2 separate regions of the Homo sapiens genome follow, and region 1 is linked to region 2. Evidence: chromatin contacts called from ENCODE Hi-C or POLR2A ChIA-PET data. All regions are on one chromosome and are shown on one strand. The core of a region is the stretch at or near the end of the contact, and the rest is flanking DNA. Distances in the headings are between cores, read along the strand shown. Region 1 has its middle 79 kb from the start of ABCC12. Region 2 overlaps PHKB (phosphorylase kinase regulatory subunit beta).

Region 1 (4,631 bases), core at 265-2,764, 580 kb after region 2:
AATTCAAGATGAGATTTGTGTGGAAACACAGACAAACCATATCATCAAGGATATATTCTCGGGGAAAATTTCTAAGTAACACAAGGAGGAAGAAAGATACGATTTCAGGCAAAGTACTATGGAAGTTAACTTCAGCCTGAATCCACAGGGGAACTTGGAGTGTAAGTTCCACTTTAGGATCTTCCCAAAACGAGGGAGCTGGGCCTATCAGCTCAGAGCTCACCTGGAGGAAGGTACACTTCTAGCCCCTTTGGCCCTTCCTTGGGTGTGCACACTCTCACTCTAGTAGCCCAAGGCAGTCCTGGGAAGAAGAGTTAAAGGTACCAATTACAGGTAGCAAAAGCACCCTGAAACACACCAGCAGCCGGGACTCTGGGCAGAGTATTGACTGATGGTGTTTACTAGAACCCCAGAGCTCATGCTTTTCTCTCTGTGTCATACTTCCCCATCCTCCAGTTGTCAGTCCAGATATTAACATGCTGCCTTTGCTTAGAGTGAGGTCACTTGGCTCTAAAATCCCCACATCAGAGAAAACTGAGGAATTTGATTAGTGTGGCACTGTTATGACCACTTACCAAAGAACCCTTTTGGTTGCCAAGCCAAATGTACTCTCTGTACAGAGTGGCCTCATCATTTCCTAAACGATTCTGCTATGTAGATGATCTCTGATTTACCAATTGCAGAAGCAAAGAGGCAAATAATTTAAATGGATGCGCTGGAGGGAACTTGGCTCTCCCGTCTTTTCCACCTCATGCTTGGAGAAGAGCTTCCCCTGGCAAGGGCAGCATGCATCATTACAGACTGGCACACATGACCCTTGTGTGTCACTGGCAGTGTCTGCCCTCAGGACACCCATCTTGTCCTGGGAGGGGTGATGTGGTGGAACCAACCCCATTTCTCTCCCCATAACATAGTTGGCTCTGCTGCAGGGGGATTGTCTGTGGCCCCACTTTTCCTTGGCCAAACTCCCTTTATTACTAATGGACTTTTCCCCAGCACCTGCCCTAATTGTTTCTATGACAAACTGTTCTCCCTTCACTAGTTGTATCCAAGCCTTTGGTGTTCACCAACCATTTGAAGATGCAGACTGTGAAGTACTGAAAATTTTCCAAGCAGTCCTCAGCCCTAGTTAGGCAGTGGCTGGCTGTCTCCCCAGCCAGGCTCGCCCTCACTCCCAGATCTTTGTTTGAATGCTTTCCTCAACCAGAAACAACACCTTCCCCAGCCTCATCACCTTCATGGCTCATACTTGCCCTACAAGGACTGTTGGTCATGTCCAGAATTGTTTTCACTTCTTCCATCCTTTCAATAGAAGAAAGGATCAAAAGAGTGAAAAATCAGGTGAAATACTGAATGAGTGAACAAATAAATGAAAGAATGAATGAATGAGCTCACCACATAACATCACACTTCATCCACTGGTATTTTATTGTGTGTACTTTGGTACTTTTAAGTCATTTCCGCAATAACATGATGAGCTGCCCGGAGGAAAAGAGCTATATTTTTACTTCCCTCTGGAGAACAGTCTGATGCAATGTGGCTGCATGGACATAGCACTAAGCTGGAATTCAGGAGCCCAATCCTCCCCCCTACCACTCTTTGAATGAACTTGGACCAGTTTTAGATCTTCTGGGCCTTCTTTTCCTAATGTGTGAAGTGAAGAGATTGGACTGGGAAAGCCAGCTCTGGGATAAAAGTCCAGTTTCCTCTCCCTGCCATCTGGGTAACCTTGGGAAAATACACAATCTCTCTGAGCAAACAAGAAAAGTCATTCCTACCTCATGAGCTGTTTTAAAGCCTTAATGATGTGATGTATGCCAGGTTCTTAGCCCATAGCTAATAATTATAGTCTCTGAGCTCCTGTACACATTGACATAGTGAGAATATTCATTTGAGAATGCTGTATTGGCCAGGTGCAGTGGCTCAAGCCTGTAATCCCAGCACTTTGGGAGGCTGATCAGGACAGATCACTTGAGGTCAGGAGTTCAAGACCAGCCTGGCCAACGTGGTGAAACTGTCTCTACTAAAAATACAAAAATTGGCTGGGTGTGGTGGTGAGCACCTGTAATCCCAGCTACTTGGGAGGCTGAGGCAGGAGAATAGCTTGAACCTGGGAGGCAGAGGTGGCAGTGAGTCCATATTGTGCCACTGCACTCCAGCCTGGGTGACAGAGCAAGACTCCATTTAAAAAAAAAAAAAGCTATGTTAAAAAAGGAACCTTGCAAGATGGGCTACCACAATTTCTCTTTCTAAAAAATGCAAAGCCAATAAGCACATGAAAAGATGCACAACACAACTCATTAGGGAAATGCAAATCAAAACCACAATGAGATACCACTTCACACTTATTAGGATGGCCTTAAAAAGGAATTAAATTCTGATACACGCTGCAACATGGATGAACCTTAACTGAAATAAGCCAGACACAAAAGGACAAATACTATATGATTCCATTATATAAGGCACCTCATGCAGACAGAAAGTAGAATAGTGGTTGCAGGGTTTTACGGGGACAGGGGAATGGGGAGTTTAGTGGGCACAGAGTTTCAGTTTGGAAAAATGAAAAATATCTGGAGACGGATGATGGTGATGGCTGCTCAGCAATGTGAATGTACTTAATGCCACTGAAATATACACTTAAAATTGTTAAAATGGTAAATGTTTTGTTATTTCCATTTTACCATAATAAAAAAAATTATTTAGAGCAATGCAGAACAATTGCCACAAACCACGCTGAGGCTTCTTTGAGTGTGGCTCTTGCCAGGTGAAGGAGGCAGGTTTGTGCTAAAACAATAGAAACTGACTTGGTCTGGTCCTTGAATGCTGGTCTCGGCAGAGGGAAAGCTCTCAGCTGAAGCCAGGAACGTGCACATCATGAAGTTAGGCAGGGCTTCTCCATGGAAATTGACATTTATTTGAAGACGTTAATGCTTGATTTGGCCTTACCCAGAAGTGACCTTCTACACAGGGCCAAAAGAAAAGTGATTTCTTTGATCGTCCATCTGACCCAAAACTGAACTCCTGCCTTTTCCAATTCATTTTGAATCATGCTGTACTGGCCAAAGTGATTCCAGCTCTTAGCAAAGAACATTTCATATTTTACCAACAATTCTGGGCCAATTTCAGATCTGTTCACTTGAACAGCAAGAATAAAATCTGTGAGTTCTCTCTGGGTCTTTCTGATCTTAAGCAGTAGGGAGGGAAGGCAAGGGGAATATTTATAATTTGCGTGAAGCTTGGGGGACAGATGAGAATCGGAAACTCCTCCCTGCTTCAATGTGAACTGGCTCACTTGGGCCACATCTGAGTGGGAGGGAGACGGTGTAACTCGCAGTGCGGGGACTGGGATTCTTTCTTCCTCAGGTGAGGATCAGCATCTTCCCAGGCAAGAGGAGAATATGACTCTTCTGTGTTGTTTACAACACTTTGGGCTGCAAGTAACAGCAAGACCAACTAGAGTTGGATTAAACAACAAGGAAAATGTATCCTCTATAACAGGACAAGAAGAAGGAGCTATACAAAAGAATAAGATCATGTCCTTTACAGCAACATGGATGCAGCTGTAGGCCATCATTCTAAGTGAATTAACGCAGAAACAAAACCAAGTATCACATGTTCTTGTAAGTGGGAGCTAAACATTGGGTGCACATGGACATAAAGATGGGAACAACAGACACTGGCGACTCCAAACGTGGGGAGGGAACAAGGATTGAAAAACTGACTATTGGGTATGTTTTCACTACTTGGGTAATGGGCACACCAGGAGCGCAAATCTCAGCATCACACAATATACCCATGTAACAAAACTGCATGCATACCCCCTGAATCTACAATTAAAAAAAAAAAAAAGACAAGAGGTAGGGTGACTTCAGGGTTGGTATATCAGCAGCTCCGTGCAGTAAGCAAGTCCCTGTGCTCTGTCCTTCTGTCTTGCTTCCTTCATGCTCACACGAGGCTGCTGACTCCCCAGATAGACCAGGCAACGGGAGGGTATGCCTTCCAGACCCCATCCCGACAACCAACAGACTTCCCCCTCATATGAATCATATCCCACGCCAATGCCCCAAATCGGAAGACAGCAACCTTTCTCTGTAAAGGAACAAGATAGTAAATATTTTGGGCTTTGAGGATATACATTTGGTCACAATCACTCCACTCTGCTGTTGGAATGTGAAAGCTGTCATAGGTAATGAATTAACAAATGAGCATGGTTGCATTCTGATGAAATTTTATTTATAAAAACAGGTGGGCTGGCTGGATTTGGCCTATGGGCTAATTTGTCCACACTTTTTCTAGACCAGGTAGCCTCAAAATTAGCTCCAGGATACAAGTGTTGATGAAACAAGTCACAGGCAATTTGTTACCAATTTATAACCACATGCTTGTAAGTGGCTTATTCCATTCTCTGTTGGCATCTACTATTCAAAAGGTCCTAATTCATAACATTGAGCATATGATCACCCAAAAGGCAGATGATATCAGAGCACAGCAAAGCTGGGGCACTGAAATAAATGAGAATAAAAATTTCAAGGCCAGGCGCAGTGGCTCACGCCTGTAATCCCAGCACTTTGGGAGGCCGAGGTGGGCGGATCACTTGAGGTCAAGAGTTCAAGACCAGCATGGCCAACATG
Region 2 (4,134 bases), core at 54-2,553:
AAGTTTGCTATGGAAAGATGGACAAAGTACACTAGATTGGCTACAGATTAAGACCAGCCTCACAAATCCTTTTTCACAATTAAAACTCTACTGAGAATATAAACAGTGATCCTTATCATTCCTAGCCTAGTTAAAATGTCTTCTAAAAGGAAAAAAAAGCTAATTTAAAAGTCAACTGCTGATCTGGTGGAGAAAAGGAAAGAAAAAACCAGTTTAAAATGCCTAAAGAGGAACCTCTTATTTTTATGCAAATGGATGCCTCCATCAGTGAGAAAGACTTCATTACTGTTCAAGGGAGTGGGACCTTCTGGCTGGGGGAGCGGAAGGCTCTATGGATGCATGGCAGGGAGAGCTGCCTGCTGTTGGGCACCCTTGGTTCACGCACCCCAGCCTTGGCAGGGAGGGGAGGGTGGCGGGAGCTGCTGCTCGCCCTTCCGTCACAAAAAAGAAAGGAAAATGCCATGGAGACTGAGGCTGACCTTCTCAACACCTGGGAGTGACAGGGGTTGGGGCATGGTTTCCCCTGCCCTCAGAAGTCTGAGGATGAAAAGGCTTAAAAATGAGATAAAAATAGATTTGGTTTGCATCTCACTCACCCTTTCTTAAGCCCCACGTTGGGTGCTAAACTGTTGTAGGACTTTCTCCTTAGTTCACCTAAAAATGGGGTCCTTGTCACACAACCATGAGAGATTAGGCTTGCAGGCACTTTAAAGGGCAAGAAAAATTTATCGGGCAAAAAGGAAAACAAAGGTAAACAGAGAGTCTCAGCAAAGCCAAAGTCTTGCTAGCTGGCTTCCGCCTCATAGATTGAATCCTAGGTACCACCCTGGAACAGGGGAGATCAGGCTCCTCCCTCTGGCAAACAGTGCGCACTTCCTGAGGCTCCACCCCGTTGCACACTCCTCCCAGTGTGCAGGCCAGTTGGAAGTTCTCTGGGGACCTCTTTATGCTTGCTGTCTCATTCCTGAAATGAGGCCAGTACACCAGGAGCAGGAGGGGGGAAGGGAAGAGCAGTTAGAATAAACAGAAAGAGGAAGAGGAACAATTTCAGCAGCACTTTTCATTTTAAAAGTCACTTTATAAAATTTTACATTTTCCTTTTGCAAAGAAATAACTTTGTCAGAACCTCTTTTAGAAACTTCTAAGTATCATTGAAAATAGCTCTCCTAGTTATTTTATTTTAGAGCTAGCTTTTTAAAATTGAGAGTACAGATAAACTAGTTGAGGTATTTTAAAAGTACACTATTTCGACCGTTGTAATTTGGGGTCGTCTTTAGTTACGTGTGACCAGTTTTCTAAATGTTAGCATGAAGAGGCACCATAAGCATTAAATATAAATCCAGCTGGTGTTTCTAAAGGTGGGTCACCCTTTAAGGACAAAGTCTAGGTTTTAGAGATAGTTGTCCATAATTTTCGTTTTCCTTCCTGAATGACCAGAAACCTAGTGGGACTCATGAGAGCCTTTTATTATTTTGGTCACTCAAGAACATTTTAGATTTATCAATTGAACCAAGCTTCAGAATTTAACTGGTTTTTAAAATTACATGTTTTTCACTTAAGCCTCAAAGATTCACTTCCTCTTTTCAAAGACCAAAGTTTAAACTATAGAAAAGGTTGAAAAACTCCAACTAGTAGTTCAAAATAAAACCTTAACTTCAGAGAAAAATGAAAGTCACAAATCCGAGGTCAACAGATCTCTAGAGAATAACAAATGAAACTCTTGCCTTTTATAGAGCTTCACTTCCAACCTCAACTAGTTAAGAATATGTACAAATTGAATAAAGTCTTAATCCTTAATCAAGCCAGGAGGATTCAGATCCCAACAGGGGCCTTAGCAGAGATTCCTGCTGACTTTGGCAAGGTTGGGTGAAGGAGGACTTATCGTATTGGTACCAAGGTGCTGATTGCTGGTAAAGTGGTGGGGCTCTCTAGAGGTCCACTTCCGATCTCATCTAGGGTACCAAAATGTTAACCTTAAATAACTAGATTCCGAAAATGTGATTCATTATAGAGTATTCAAGCCTAAATCTATGTGGAAGCATAGATAGAAGCTGCCCTGAATATATCTTCTGATTAGCATCAGTTACAGGTGGATTTTAAAGGAAAGAGGCAGCTTCTAAGTTGTGTTTCCAGTAACTTATATTAATATAATAAAAGTTATTGATTAGCTCTATATTGTTCTTTGTATCACAAATTCCAGGAACTGGAAGATAATGGGTAAGGCAGCTAGTCAGGAACAAAAATGCCTGTAAACATGGCCCTTGGGTGTGGGTGCATAGGAAGGAAAGTGTGATTGAAGTCCCTTACTCTTGTCTTCCTGAGCCTGGTAAGTTTTGCATACCTCACCTAGCTCAGTCTGCTCTGAGCTATTTTTCTCCTATCATTGATAAGTTTTATTTTACTTTGTGATGTTTGCGTATAGACATAATGCGAATGGGAAAAGCATGGAAAAGAAAAATTAACATTTTACAATTTCATTTCAATTGGAACATTTAGTAGAATTTTCTGTTATTTTGTAGCTCTTTAATTTGCTTTGGGAATTCATGCTCTATTAATTGCTGTCTCCATTTTTACTGGCATTGATGCTTTCCAGATGTCCTATTTTTGTTTAAAATGTTAACATTGATTACTTTTCCTTTGACTTAGATTTGTGGTATTGTTTACCATAAATTGTGTAGAACATCCTTGTTAATTGTGTAGAACATCCTTGTTTAATTTTATGTAGTTACTTTAGAAACAATACAATGATGATCACTAAAATAATAACATTTATCTAACCAAGCTGTTCTTGACTTATCATGGGCGTTCTTTGAATGTATAATTTAGATGATTTTACTTTTACCCTTTTCTGCTATGCTTTGAACATCTTCTATTTTTCCTCTTACTGAATAGATACTTATTTTCTTGAGAGGTCTGATTTTCCTTTTGTTTATTTATTGTTGCCTCTAACAGAACTCCTTTTTTTTTTTTTTTAAGAAAAATTAGATGACAGAATCACTATAGTCCCTTAGTTCTTAAATATCCTAGCACTTTTAAAAATAAATATTTTTAAATCTAAAATCTTGGTATAAATATCATCAAAACAATCTCTCAAAATCAATTCACCTACCATTGTAATGCAGGTTGATTTAAGTTTGCATATTCTATATCCATATGCTCATGTATCATTTAATTTTAATGGAATTATATACTCAGCTCTTGGTGATTTATGTTTTGTATGTAAAGCAAAATACTACCTCTACTAATAGAGATCTAAATAAAAACAGAAATGTTACCCGCAATTCTTCCACCTCAGCAAAGGTGTCCCCTTTAATTTTTATATATACATATGCACAATTTATAAATTATGATTATTTGTACCTAATTTATTTTCTTTCATAGTGAATGAGCTTCACTGGGAGTGTATAGACTCCTAGAGCTTATTACCTTATGCTCTAGCAGTGGCATATTACTCCTTTCTGATTGCCAGGCTACCCATATGCTTATACCTGCCTGGAGCTAGTTGAATACAGGAAGGCAAGGGCATGACTGGAGGGGGCTGGGTCCTTTCCTTTGAAGCAGGAAAGGAGTACTGATGTTCTGTATGTTGATAGGTCTCTCCGTTCCTCACTATGGACCCATTCCTGTTGGTGCCATTGTGAATACTCTTGTAAGAAAATCTTCTTTTCGCTCAGAGCAAGTCTTATCTACAAATTACCTATCTTTTCAGCAGAAGATAATGAGACTGTTGCCTGAATGTATAGGCCCTTTCTTTACGTTCTTCTTATTGTTACTATCTGCGTAAACATAAAGGCTTCCCAAAACCTTGGCTTTAAACTAGGATGTTGGACACAGCAATTTTATGAGCATAAAGGCTTTAATTTTCTTTAAAAACAGAATCTTAATCTGTGCCAATGTGATTTCTGCCACTAGGTAAATTATAGGTTCATTTTTGTGCTATGTTCTTAGACTATATGGTATACATTACCTGAATCCAGAGATGGATTAATTGTGACCTTGAGTTGTTTTTAATTTCTGAGTGCTTTTAACAAGAATGAGAGACAGTACTTAGTCTATCTTTTCAACAAAAGATAATGAGACTGTTGCCTGAATGTATACACTCTTTCTTTACTTTCTTCTTAATGTTACTATCTG

Evidence for each region. Hi-C counts contacts between places; a loop is a spot of excess contacts on that map. ChIA-PET counts read pairs that join two places held with the same protein, here RNA polymerase II (POLR2A).
Region 1: a map with no recorded cell type shows a loop between it and region 2 (2.0-fold over the local background). The contact joins two enhancer-like sites. A Hi-C loop is called at or near these places in 1 of 37 single-sample maps with no recorded cell type. POLR2A ChIA-PET finds 5 or more read pairs at or near these places in 1 of 52 experiments (activated naive CD8-positive, alpha-beta T cell).

What each region holds. Positions count from the first base shown.
Region 1 is chr16:48,075,082-48,079,712 of GRCh38, forward strand. No RefSeq gene overlaps it. Among named protein-coding and RNA genes, the nearest start is that of ABCC12, 79 kb to the right of the region's middle. Within about 2 kb of position 1,515, at least 4 of the 41 ENCODE cell types and tissues checked have a DNase peak (open chromatin) inside an H3K27ac peak, as active enhancers do.
Region 2 is chr16:47,492,233-47,496,366 of GRCh38, forward strand. The region is part of intron 1 of PHKB (phosphorylase kinase regulatory subunit beta); the gene reads left to right. Among named protein-coding and RNA genes, the nearest start is that of PHKB, 33 kb to the left of the region's middle. RefSeq lists enhancers at 1-393, 685-754. Within about 2 kb of position 1,304, at least 23 of the 41 ENCODE cell types and tissues checked have a DNase peak (open chromatin) inside an H3K27ac peak, as active enhancers do.